Regions from separate parts of the Mus musculus genome. Here region 1 is linked to region 2. A link is a contact called in ENCODE Hi-C or POLR2A ChIA-PET data. All regions are on one chromosome and are shown on one strand. Each heading gives the region's core, a stretch centred on a gene start or an enhancer-like site at or near the end of the contact. The rest is flanking DNA. Distances are from core to core; before and after follow the strand shown.

Region 1 (3,065 bases), core at 227-2,726, 120 kb before region 2:
AGGCTGAGGAAGGAAGGTTGCAAGTTCAAGGCTAACCTGAGCTACATCGTGAATTCCATCCCAGCTTGAGTAATTCAGTGAGACCCTGTGTCAAACCAACCAACCAACCAGGCAAGTCAGCAAGATGGCTCAGAGGGTAAAGACACTCACCTGAAAACCTGAACTCAATTGAATATGGATTCTCGCTTCACAATAGAACTAGACAACCAATTCCAATAAGTTGTCCTCTGACCAAAGACAGAGAGACAGACACACATACACTAAATAAATGTTGTAAGGAGAGAAAAAAAAAAGACCCCCTAAAACTAACGAGGGGCTGGAGAGATGGCTCAGACATTAAGAACACCTGCTCTGCAGTGAGGACCAGAATCAGATCCAGCGTCCTCTTAACACACCAGGTGTCCCTGCAAATGACTTAACCTTAACCCCAAGGTGAGCAGAAACCAGGGGGTGTCAGGGGGTTGCTGGATTCCAGCCTAATGAAGACAGTAGGCAACCTTGCCTCAGAACAGGCAGAATAGCAGCAGAGAGCACCCGGTGGATGCCCTCTTCAGGCCTGTGTGGGTTATATACAGGTACACACACCCCTACACACAACACATACATCTGCTTATACTCTCACACATAAACAAATCAAAATCTAAAACACACTAATTAAAAAAAATAATACAGAATTTACCGGTGAGGTGGCTCAGTAGGTAAAGGCTGAGAAGCCTGAAGTACTGAGTTCGAACCCTGGGACCCACACGGTGGTAGGAAAAAAACCAACTTTAGAAAGCTGTCCTCTGATCTCTGCACCTAGCGCATTGCGCACGTGCACACAGGAACACACATACAAATAAATATTTTTTTAAAAACTAAAAAGTTAATAAGAGGCTAGAGAGATGGCTCAGCAGTTAAGAGCACTAACCCGGGGACCCGGTGTCAATACCCAGCATCCACATGGGAGCTCACAACTGTGACTCCAGTACCAGGGGATCTGACAACGTCACACGGACATGAATGCAGGCAAAAGAAGGCAAACTGCACAAGGCACATAAGAATAAATAAATCTTTAAACAAGAAATGAAGAATTAGAAATGACGACTATCCTTTCTTATGAAGGCTGGAAAACAGACTCCTGTGTCAACTAAAGAAATCCAACCCTGAAAAAACCTGACTCCGCTTCGGGAGCGGTGCAGGCCGGTGTAGACGAGAAGTGCTTCAGGCAAGAAGGAGGGACGTGCCGGAGAAGGTTGGAGCGCAGGAAGCAGGCATGTGAGGACGCGCTGGGACCCGCGGAGTCCTGAGAGGGGACGTAGCAACCCGCTCCTTTCCTCCCGACTAGCACAGAGCGCCGCTGGCTAGCGGGACCCGGCGCGACCTCGAGAGTGCGCACGCGCGCCACCCCGAGCCGGAGAAATTGCGGCTGAGCGCAGCAGCCAATCGTGAGCTTCCAGGCAGTTGCGTCACTCCGAATCTGGCCGATCAACGCTGAGTTGATTATTGCTTCCGGCCCGCCCTCTAGCCTGAGGCCGGGGGAGGGCCGGACTGTAGCTAAAACCGAGGAGTACAGAAGCCTCCGCTGGGAACCCGCCCCACCGGGCGTGGGCACAGGTAAGTGCGGCGCGATGTCCCCGTAACATCGGTGACAAGGGCCGTGGAGACTCCGATCGATGTTATTTGGGTGGCACAGAGCAGAGGTGCTCCCAGTTTTCCGATCCCTCTCCTCCATTGGCTGCGTTAACTGGGACGATCGAGGGAGGGAGAGGGGACTGTACTTGTGTTCTCTGCTGCACACCTACAGGGCACCACCCCTACCCCTGCTTTGGAACCCCTAAATGTCTGCTCGTGAACCCGCTTCATAGCATGACCCCCATTGCAGCCTTTGCAGCCTTAGGACTGCAGAGATTTGAAGACGCCGATCGCCGAGCCTGCATGATTTTAGAGAAATGGAACATCCAGGAGCCTGTCTGTAGCCTTTCTTCTCCCTTGACGTTGGGAGCAAATCTGCTTGCTTTAGGATTAGTGTAGGCAGATGGTCACAGCCCTACAGCTCCGACATATGCTCCTGGTGACAGTGCAGGGGACCCACCTGTCGCCCAAGTGCAGGAACTGGGATCAAAGCCAGGTCGCTTCCTGCCGGCTGGGGCTGGGCCCGACTCTATTTACTCTCCAGGAAGGGCCCCCACTCCCATACAAGCTCTGATATTTCCTGTCTTCTTTTTTAACCCTAACATCACCTTGGAGTGGTCCCTGCGCTTGGCAGCCAGGAAACAACTTTAATAGCCAGTGCACATCAGACAGGAGTGAGGGTGTAATAGAAAAACCAGAAGAAGTCTTGCAGCCTGAAGACAGATTCCGCAGAAGTAAACGTTTTGTGGCTTCTGTGTGCTGTGTTGTGGCCTCAAGAGCATCTACTGCCCACTGCTTGCTCTGCTTTTTGTTTGTTTGTTTGTTTGTTTGTTTGTTTTTATGTATATGAGTACACTGTAGCTGTACAGATGGTTGTGAGCCACCATGTGGTTGCTGGGATTTTGAATTCAGGACCTTCGGAAGAGCAGTCAGTGCTCTTAACCACTGAGCCATTTCTCCAGCCCTGTTTTCTTGTTGTTGCTGTTGTTTTTGTTTTTAATTTCTTTGTGTGTGCAGATGCACAAGCGGCTGTGGAAGTCAGAGGTCAACCTGCACCATCCACTTTGTTTTTTTAAAGCTGGGATTTCTCACTAGCCCGGGGCCCACTAATTAGGCTAGGCTAACCAACCAGGAAACCCCAGGGATCCATCCACCTCTTCAGCTCTAGGGTTATAAGCAAGTGCCATTGTGGCTCACTTACAAGTATTTTTACAGTTTAGTGTGTGTGTTTTGCGTGTGTGCGCACACGCATGCGTGCGTGGCTCATGGGTGGAGATAAGAAGACAGCTTGCTGGAATGTGTGCTCTCCTTCCATCAGGTGGATCCCAGGGACCGAACTTAGGTTGATCAGCTCCGCAGCCACTATCTTCACCCGATCAGCCATGTAGCTGACCATGCCCCCATACTCACTTAAAAAGAAAAACAACAACAAAAAACATGGGTTAAACTTG
Region 2 (3,137 bases), core at 36-2,535:
TTGAAAAAAAAAAAGAAAGAAAGAAAGAAAGCCGTAATGATGGAAAGTTAGCCTAGATTTGTTTTTTTTTCTTAAAATTTCTGAGATGGTTTCTTTGGCTGAAGTTTTATTTATAAACTCCAAATCAAAACTATATGCAGAAAATACAGAAGGGCTGAGAGCTTGAAAAGAGAATCACTCGCTGAAATAGTTCAATTACCCTCAGGCCAATTTGTCAGTGGATACGCAAAAGCTGCTATGCTACTCCAGTCACTAGCTTCCTAAAACAAAATTATGTATCGTTTGTTCCTTTCTCATCCCCAGCGACTCATTCCGAAAAAATAAATAAATAAACAGATAAATAAACCAATAGCCCAACAACCACAGCATCTAAAATCAATTTACAACTTTAGAACAAGTTTCGGTGAGCCAAGGAAACTGCACAGCTTCCGCGAGTCATTGGTTTCATTTAAGGAATGACGAGAAATAAGAAACGGTTCTTATAATAAGACGGGAGAAAAGCCACCAGAGGCAGGTGACATCTGGAAGAAGAAAAAAAAAAAAAAGGAAGTGTCGAGGACAGAAGCTGGAGGTACCTTTAGGGCAACAAGTTTAAGAGTCCGGGAAAAAGAGTCCCCCGGGAGGTAGGGGAACCCATCGCTGCCACCTCGCCCCGCCGTCTTCCCCAACCCCCACCGTGTCGCCGCGCCCCCGCCCCCCATCCCACGCCCCTGCGGCAAGAAATCTCCCTGAGATCGCGGGCATCCCGCGGCCTCCTGCCCTCGGCAGGCCTCCGATCCGCCGCAGAGGTGGCCCAACCCCGCAAGCCCGCCGCCCTCGCCGCCGCCCCGCAAGACGCAGCGGCCCCGCAGCCCCCGGGCTCCGCTCACCTGCACCTGTTTGCGGAAGTGGCGCGGCCCGGGCACAGCCGACCGTCAGGAGCAGGAGCAGCAGGAGCATCGGCGGCGGCGGCGACGCCGGCGGCCCCGGCATCTCGTCCACCGCGCGGTCCCCCACGGGGCCGGCTCTCGGGTCGCCGCCTTCAGTCAGTCGGTCAGCCCTCCGCGCCGCCTCAGCGACACCGGCGCCGGCTGCTTCGGGACACACGTCTCTTTAGCCAAACGTCAACCTTGTTCCTGGTCTGCATCCGCCGCTCTGGCCTCGGAGCCAGCATCATCCTTCCCGCCCGTCAGCGCCGCCACCGCCGCCGCCGCCGCCCCTCAACAGCAGCAACGGCGCCCAGCCTGCGGAGCCGCGGGCCCAGGCAGCCGCGCTCCCGCCGCCATGATGGGCTGCGTCATGTGACGTAGAGCTGAGGCGGGATGCCGGGACCGACACCTGGACCAGCCAATCGTCAATCCATACTGACTCCGGGAGCCCCACCCTCTCAGCCATAGGCGGCAAGGTGGCGATCGGTGCGCCCCCTGCAGACAGAGGAATGAGGCGTGGGCAGCAGGTAACATCGACAATTATTTTAGGAAGATATAAAGAAGTCCATAATAACCCACATAATTTAATCTGGGACTTTTGTCTCTCTTTCTCCTACTTTTTATTTTTCTTTTCTAATTTTTACCAACATGGTTCTCGGTATTTTATCCCCGGTTTTACTTTCTTCATTTTCACTTATCAGAACTTTCTTAGCCTCTTCTTCTTAGGCTGACCCTCATATCAGATAAGCTCTTGAGGAAACGTTGAAATTTTTAAAAATTTTAATTGATCAAGCACAGAATGTTTCTGACTTCACTTACTGACGTAGCAGTGAGCTCAAGCCAGCTCCTCTGCCAAGACAGCCAGCCCTTCCTGCCCCCTCTTGTTCACCTGGCAGATGCGCATCCTTTCATTCGTCAAGACACACCTGGAATATGTATGACTTCATCGATGGCTTCACCCCAATCCCACAAATAACTGAGCATCCACAGCCCCGACCTAGCCCAGCCCTGGGCCGACTGTCATGTTTTATTGTTCCTGTGACTGTAAACCCCTTGAGGACAGCAGCCCTGTCTTGAGTCACCTTGGAGCTCCTCCTGGGTGTTCTCTACTGGAACTGTGCTAGGTGTTGGTGATGGGTGTGAGGAGGGAGCAACTTCCAGGTGAGGTAGAAGATGTCTCAAATGCAATGAAGAGATTGCTTGCCTTGCAAGCTTGAGGGCCTGAATTTGATCCCCAAGAAATCCACATAAAGAAAATCTAACCTTAGTGGACAATGCTTGCTGAAGAGGCAGAAAAAAAGATGGCTCGTAGGACTCGCTGACAAGCCAGACAAACTTGCTAGGTAAGTTTCGGGCCAATAAGAGACCCTGCCTCAAAAACAAAAAGTGGACCCTGACCCCGAGGAAAGACACTCTTCTGGCCTTCACACACACACACACACACACACACACACACACATACATACACAGGGACAGGTGGAGAAAATGCACACACATAAACAAATCACATGCAAACACAAGCAACACATACATCCATGCACACAACACATACATCCATGCACACAACACATACATCCATGCACACATAATAGAAAGGGAGAAAGTGTTTGACTGTAACACAGCTCTGAGCCCCTTCCTTGGGGTTGGGGAGACCACCTTTGCTGACTCTGGGAGTCCAATTTGTGAATAAAAACACCTGAAGAGCTGCCTTGCATCTTATCAGGTGGAACTTTAGCAACTTGCAAGCCCAGAGCTTCACCTGGTTTCCAAACTCCCTCCAAAAACCCATTGTAAACACTTAGCTGTCCGTGGTGCTAACTGACTCAGCCCGGGGCACAGGATGTCTAGGGAATATGTCTGGTGTTGATCGAGGCAAGCCACACTAAAAACCTGAGGAAAGCAGTAGCCGGCCTGTGACACTTGAGCTCAACTCGGCCTCTTCCTGCTGATCTTTCTGGGCAGAGGGGAAGGAAGGCAAAGGTCTAGAGAGGAGGTACAATTGCCCCGCTGTGCGTTGACTTCCATCCGGAAGCTCTACCCACTGCATCCAAGGAAGCCGGGAATTCATGCTCCAACCTGACAAGAGGCTCTGTGAGGAGCAGAGCTGGCTCAGTGAAAGCCCTTCCTCATAATCCTCCTGGTAATTAATCATAATTAAGATGCACCCCAACAACGAGGCATTCTGCGATCACAAAGCAGGTCTTGTTATTATGTGAGCAAGCCCCACAG

Evidence for each region. Hi-C counts contacts between places; a loop is a spot of excess contacts on that map. ChIA-PET counts read pairs that join two places held with the same protein, here RNA polymerase II (POLR2A).
Region 1: a map of heart shows a loop between it and region 2 (2.7-fold over the local background). The contact joins the promoter of Tecpr1 here to the promoter of Lmtk2 in region 2. A Hi-C loop is called at or near these places in 1 of 37 maps with a recorded cell type or tissue (heart). POLR2A ChIA-PET finds 5 or more read pairs at or near these places in 1 of 5 experiments (embryonic stem cell).

What each region holds. Positions count from the first base shown.
Region 1 is chr5:144,222,026-144,225,090 of GRCm38, reverse strand. Tecpr1 (tectonin beta-propeller repeat containing 1) reads left to right here and starts at 1,476. Exons shown (of 25, transcript NM_027410.2): 1 at 1,476-1,596.
Region 2 is chr5:144,098,509-144,101,645 of GRCm38, reverse strand. It overlaps Lmtk2 (lemur tyrosine kinase 2), which reads right to left and starts at 1,285. Exons shown (of 14, transcript NM_001081109.2): 1 at 870-1,285. The coding sequence starts at 972.